Linked DNA regions of Homo sapiens: region 2 is linked to region 1. The links are chromatin loops, found by intact Hi-C in ENCODE. Cell type or tissue: Calu3. All regions are shown on one strand. Each heading gives the region's core, and the rest is flanking DNA. Links, peaks and the distances in the headings are about the cores only. Region 1 holds the start of LRRTM3 (leucine rich repeat transmembrane neuronal 3). Region 2 overlaps CTNNA3 (catenin alpha 3).

The links. Peaks named below come from ENCODE experiments on the same cell type or tissue, not always from the same donor. Only the 100,000 strongest peaks of a DNase experiment are listed, where the experiment ranks them.
Region 2: it touches region 1 in a loop (2.8-fold over the local background); 10 of 110 quality-filtered maps call a loop at or near these places.

Annotation. Positions count from the first base shown.
Region 1 is chr10:66,924,700-66,927,523 of GRCh38, reverse strand. The region is part of intron 7 of CTNNA3 (catenin alpha 3); the gene reads left to right. It overlaps LRRTM3 (leucine rich repeat transmembrane neuronal 3), which reads right to left and starts at 1,488. Exons shown (of 3, transcript NM_178011.5): 1 at 937-1,488; 2 at 1-603. The coding sequence starts at 940. All of the region lies in intron 3 of LOC101928961 (a long non-coding RNA gene), which reads left to right. RefSeq lists a silencer at 1,516-1,625 and an enhancer at 1,245-2,101. In Calu3, for the core only: CTCF peaks have their summits at 1,348 and 1,551; a DNase peak (open chromatin) is centred at 1,503.
Region 2 is chr10:66,303,395-66,306,218 of GRCh38, reverse strand. All of the region lies in intron 12 of CTNNA3 (catenin alpha 3), which reads left to right. Among named protein-coding and RNA genes, the nearest start is that of CTNNA3-AS1, 230 kb to the right of the region's middle. In Calu3, for the core only: no CTCF peak of the experiment used is centred there; no DNase peak of the experiment used is centred there.

The DNA.
Region 1 (2,824 bases), core at 305-2,804:
CAGCAAAGACATTCCTGGCTAAACTTCGGATCCGGTTATATCCCAGGTCCAAAAGTTCCAGGTTGCGGCAGTCTTGGAATATTCGCACAGGGATGGTTCTCAGGGAGTTAGACCGTAAATGTAAACTCAGCAGCTTCCGCAAGCCCCGAAACTGTTCAGATCCCAGAGAATGCAGCTGATTATAGGACAGATCCAAGTTCCGTAAATTTGTCACAGGTCTGAAGGTATTGTTAAGAAAATAGGAGATTCTATTGGAACTAAGAATCAGCTCTTTGAGTCTGCGTATTCCATTAAAAGCATTTTCGTCAATATTGCTGATATGGTTATGGTCAAGGTATAGCCAGGTGAGCTGGTTGAGCCCTTTAAATTGATTATACTTAAGTTTTTGAAGGCTGTTATAGCGAAGGGACAAACCTAAGCAACCAGCAGATATACTTGAGGGTATCTCCTGTAATTTCTGAGATTCACAATATACCATTTTGCCTTCACACCTACAGCCCTTAGGGCATCCTCGTTCGGCAGAAGAAAGCATTGTCAGTAAGACAGTGGGGGCTATAACCAGTGCTACAGCTGATCCGCTCAGTAGCCTAATTACATTGAAACCTGGAAATAAAAACAACTTAGAAAAGTTATCCCCCCAAAAAAGAATTAATCCTTAATCAAGCAAAAATAGGCATATATTTTTCATTTTTAAAAATTTAAATCTAAATAACACTTAACATCACATATTATCTCTTTGTAATTAAAGAGAATTGTCTTTAGTGTTTTGTTTTTTTAAATAGTTAAACAAGGAAACATGCCACTAAGCAAATAAATTCATAGTCTTAGAGCAGAGCAAGGTAATCTCTAAAATAATTAAGGCAGAATTATTACACACACTAGAGGTTTTTTGTTTTTTGTTTTTAAGAAGGAAAGAAGAAAAATGACAAAACATACCCATCCTTTGTATTGTTCAAAGGTCGTCCTTAGGTCTTTTGCTTTGGCTTAGGGGCCAGTTGCATGACAGCCCCTGTCAGCTGCACTGTAGTGAGTCAGGGCTCGCTGACACCCAGGAAGAAAAATTGGACCCCTTGGGAGATGGACCGATTTTGGAACATTATTCTTTGCCAGCCACGCAGAACACTCCAAGAACAAATAAATCCCAACACCGCATTCGCAGCAAAACATCAAAATCTTCCTAGGTAATAGGATCTTCATGGATATTACGTTTTTGCATCTTTACAGTTTTTTGGGGGGTGGGGAGGGGGCGGTTAAAAAAAAAACTGGATCCTACAATTTCTTCTTATCGAAAAACATGATGTATTCTTCCAGGCAATTTGGGGCTACCTGAGCTGCCACATCTGTATTCCATACCCCAGCAGTTCCCGTGATGAGCACCCAGTTCAGCCACAGAGCTGCGTTGGAGCCCAGAAGGCAGGAGAGCCCCGTACCGCGCACACGCTCAGCTCACTTCTGCAGACTGTCATTCTGAAAGCTGCTCGGACTGTTGCTTTGGTTTCAGTGAATGCAGTCTTATGTAAAGCTGCCCCCAGTGGTGAAGAACATTATGGGCATGTGCAGAAATGTCTCTCTTTTATCTTGCAAATGAGCAGGCTCTCTGCTGGAAAATGAATGATTCTTTTGGGTGGCTCAGTAGGAACTGAATGGTCACCGTGATCAATAACTAGCAACATTTTCTGTGATTTCCAAGTCTTGTTTTACAATTTGGCAACGTCTTTATTGTCTGTGTCCACTTAATTGCTAAACATGTGCTGCCCAGAGTTTTTCTGGAGCTTGACATTAAGTTCACAGACCGAACGTCAATTTTTCTTAACCTCAACGCAGGCTTTAAACTGAAATTTATAAAATGAATTATTGAGCTTTTCACAGAGAAGCATTAACTGCCTGCCCATTTGACCTCTTGGAGTCACAGTGATTATATTATGCAAGGTGTCTCAGGATGTTAGAACACAAACATTTTGGAATAGAGGGGATGACTGATGACAAGTGAATTAATGTGTCCAATAGCCTTTCCGGTTTTCTCACAGACGATATAATTGATTTTATGGCTATAGTTTCGTTTGTTGTTTTGGTTGTTGTAATTCTCTTTTAATTAGAAGGGAAATAAACCATTTTTAGTGTTAGGATACGAATCAAGAGATCATTTGGTTCATACTTTATTGATGTTGCTGCTATTTATTACACTAATAATATTTATGGAGCACTTTCTAAGTGCTTTAAATGGGCTACGTTGTTTTCTCTTTAAACAATAGTATGATGTGGGTCCTATTATAACCTCTCTTTTAAAGATGAGGAAACAGACTTGGGGAGGTAACTTTCTCAAGGTCATACAGCAAGCGAGTGCTAGAGCTGAGCTTCAGAAGCGAGTCATTCTTATGCCGAACCACTAACCACTAGATGATCCTGTTCAACAACATTGTTATCTTCATTTAAAAAAGAAGTCAGTGAAAATGAAGCCGATTAAAGGATTGGGGCAAGGAAGCTGTGATTAGCAAATTCTTGCTTGTTCTATTAGAATTGCCTAAATTTCTTTTGGTCTGAGGTTCCTAAAGAAGTATAAAAACTAAGGCAGCGTAGTTTAGTGATTAACAGCATAGATTTTGGCACCTAGATTCCAACTCCTGGCTACAATTTACCAGCTATGTAACCTTAAGCGCGTTACTTACCTTCCCTATGCCTCAGTTTTCTCATCTGCAAAACGGGCATAAAAACAAAAACTCACTTCATGTTTTGAGAATTAAGTCATTTTAATATCTGTATGTTACTTAGAACAGTGTGTTGCATGCAATAAGCCTGTGTAAGATATTTGAATAATATTAACTTT
Region 2 (2,824 bases), core at 54-2,553, 620 kb after region 1:
GATGGCCAGTTTTGTGGTCTGTCCACTATCTGTGCTTCCACATGGAACCTTCAAAAAATTTAGTTAAGTATCTGGACACTGCGTCTATGTATTGCTTAAAATCTGGATTTTTTTCTAACCCTTTAGGTATGTGACAGTTTTTTATTATTTGCTTGGAATGTGGGATTATGTGATAATCTTTGTGTAGTAATAATTAATAAGTGACATATTTGCAAAATACATTTAGTTGGGTCAGGATAGGAAAAGCCGCTATGTGACTTTGGATACTGTTCACTCAACATTCTTGCTGAGACTTTAGATTTATAGACCAGAATAATCAGCTGCATGGAATTGATAAGTGAGGCAAAGTGCAAGGGATAAGAGAGAGAGAATTTGCCTTTATTAAGTACTTAACTATGTGTCCACCATTGTAACAAGGGCTTTATATACATTTTCCCTTTTTAAGAATAAGACAATCCTCTCTGAATCTGTAGCATCAGTATCAGAGTTGTCATTGATAATTGCTCTATAACCTCAGATGAATCTTTTAACCTGCCTGGACCTTGACTTCCTTATTTGTAAAACAGGCAACACCTAAACTGTCTACTTCATGAACAGGAAGACTTCACCATGAAAGCACCTAGAAAAGTATAAGGTACCATCAGAATTTAAAATCATATATGTTTACTTTCAGTTGACTCCTTGTGCTAATTATATTTTGCTTAAGGGGATTTTGAATCAGGATGGTGGAAGGAAGGTAACACAGGATTAAAGATTGAATAATGAGCCAAATGCAGAGTCCACTTGAGAAAATAGGGTTGACTGCTTCACCTTTTTTTCCTTATTCTTTTCAGTTTTTCATGTGTCCCTATGTGTTGGATACATTATTATCAACACTGTTTTGTACAAATTCTTTTATAGAAATCAGCAAAAGAAGCTCAAACATGATATGTGTGTGCATATGATCTAAAATCAATAAAACTACAATTAATGAAACAAAAGTAATACAACTAATAACTTAAATACCTAGGGAGATAGTTTTTGTCATTCTAAGTTGGAAAGATTATGTTTATGTTGCATTTCAGAAGAGATTCTTGGGTGGAAGCAAGAGAAATTAACTTGGCTAGCCGAAATCAGGGCTTTTATATAGTGGGGGTTAGAGAGGGGCTGAGGATGAGCCTGCATGTGAAAGGCAGGCATGAGAAGTTGCGTGTGCCACCAGGGAGAGGCAGAAGGGAGAGGAGCCAGAACCACAAAAGTTCATATGACTGAAATTTTTTGTTTTGAACCTTTGAAAACTAGGAAATATATATCAAACACAAGAGTAAATATAACATATATGTACTTAAAATATTACTACTAATAATAAATCAAGTAAATATCTATGTACTTAACCTTACCTCATGGTCCTGTCTCCCCACTCTTACTTAATCACTGTTCTGAAATTTGTATTGCTCATTTTTATACCTGTTCCTATACTTTTGTTACACAGTCAATACAACATAATACTTAGGTGTGTGTGTATGGTTTATATGTGAGTGGTGTGGGCGGATACTCTTGAGTATTATATTGTTGTATTGTAGGATCAAATTTTATTTTTTTAATCCTCTTCAACTTGCTTTCTCCACATTTTGTTTTCAAGATACAGATGCTTTACCCCATTATATAAATGTATCGAAATATATTTATTGTACTACTGATGAGCGTATGGATTATTAGTGCAAATCTTTGTTCATTCTCATCCTCTTTTTCTCTTTCCTCTTTTTCTCTTTCTTCTGTTATGTACAAAGCTACTATGAACAATTTAATTCTGGTGCATCTGTTGCAAAAGCTTTCTAGGATACATGCTTGGGACTGAAGGACAGGGCCATAGGTTCTGTGGCTGTTCAGATTTACGAGGTCATACCAAATTGTTTTCCAAAAGGTTTTCTGATTTTCTACTTCAGCGAGGAGTGAAGGAGGAGTTCAGATGTTTAACAACCTTCTATAGACTTAGATTTTTTGAATTGTTGGCCAATGTGTAAATGAGATATATCTAAATGATATCATGTTTTCAATTTGCATTCCTTGATTCCCTATGAGATTGAGCTTCTTCCCCCCAATATGTTTGTCCTATCTCTTTATTTCACTTCTTTGAAATACTGGTACAACATTGATCCATTTTTCTTTGGGGTTGTTTTTATTTTTCTGGATACTATGGGTTGTATATATTTCATCTTTTCTTAGTTTACATTTCCTTTTCATTCTCTTTATGATGTTATTGTTAAAGAAAATTTCAAGGTTTGTGGTTTTATATCCTTTGCTCTACTGAGGACTTAAAAATTGCCCTTTAAAGTTTTCAAGTTTTACCGGGCACAGTGGCTCACATCTATATATCCCAGCACTTTGGGAGGCCGAGGTGGGCGGATCACGAGGTCAGGAGATCAAGACCATCCTGGCTAACACGGTGAAACCCTGTCTCTACTAAAAATACAAAAAATTAGCCAGGCGTGGTGGCAAATCGCTTGAACCCGGGGACAGGAGGTTGCAGTGAGCTGAGATCGCGCCACTACACTACAGCCTGGGTGACAGAGTGAGACTCCGTCTCTAAATAAATAAATAAATTTGCCTTTCTCATTTAAGATCTTAACCATTTGTATTTTTTTGTATATTGAGATAAGACTTTTATTTTTATTCACTTCATATGCCTAACCAATTATATAAAAACTTTTTAATAATAATTGTTTAAATAAAAAAGTTTTTTTACCCATAATGATGTGCAGAGCCAGATACATAATCAAGTATAAATGCATTGTCTGTGTAAAAATTTGTCTTTTGTTCCAATAGACTATATGTCTGTCTCTAT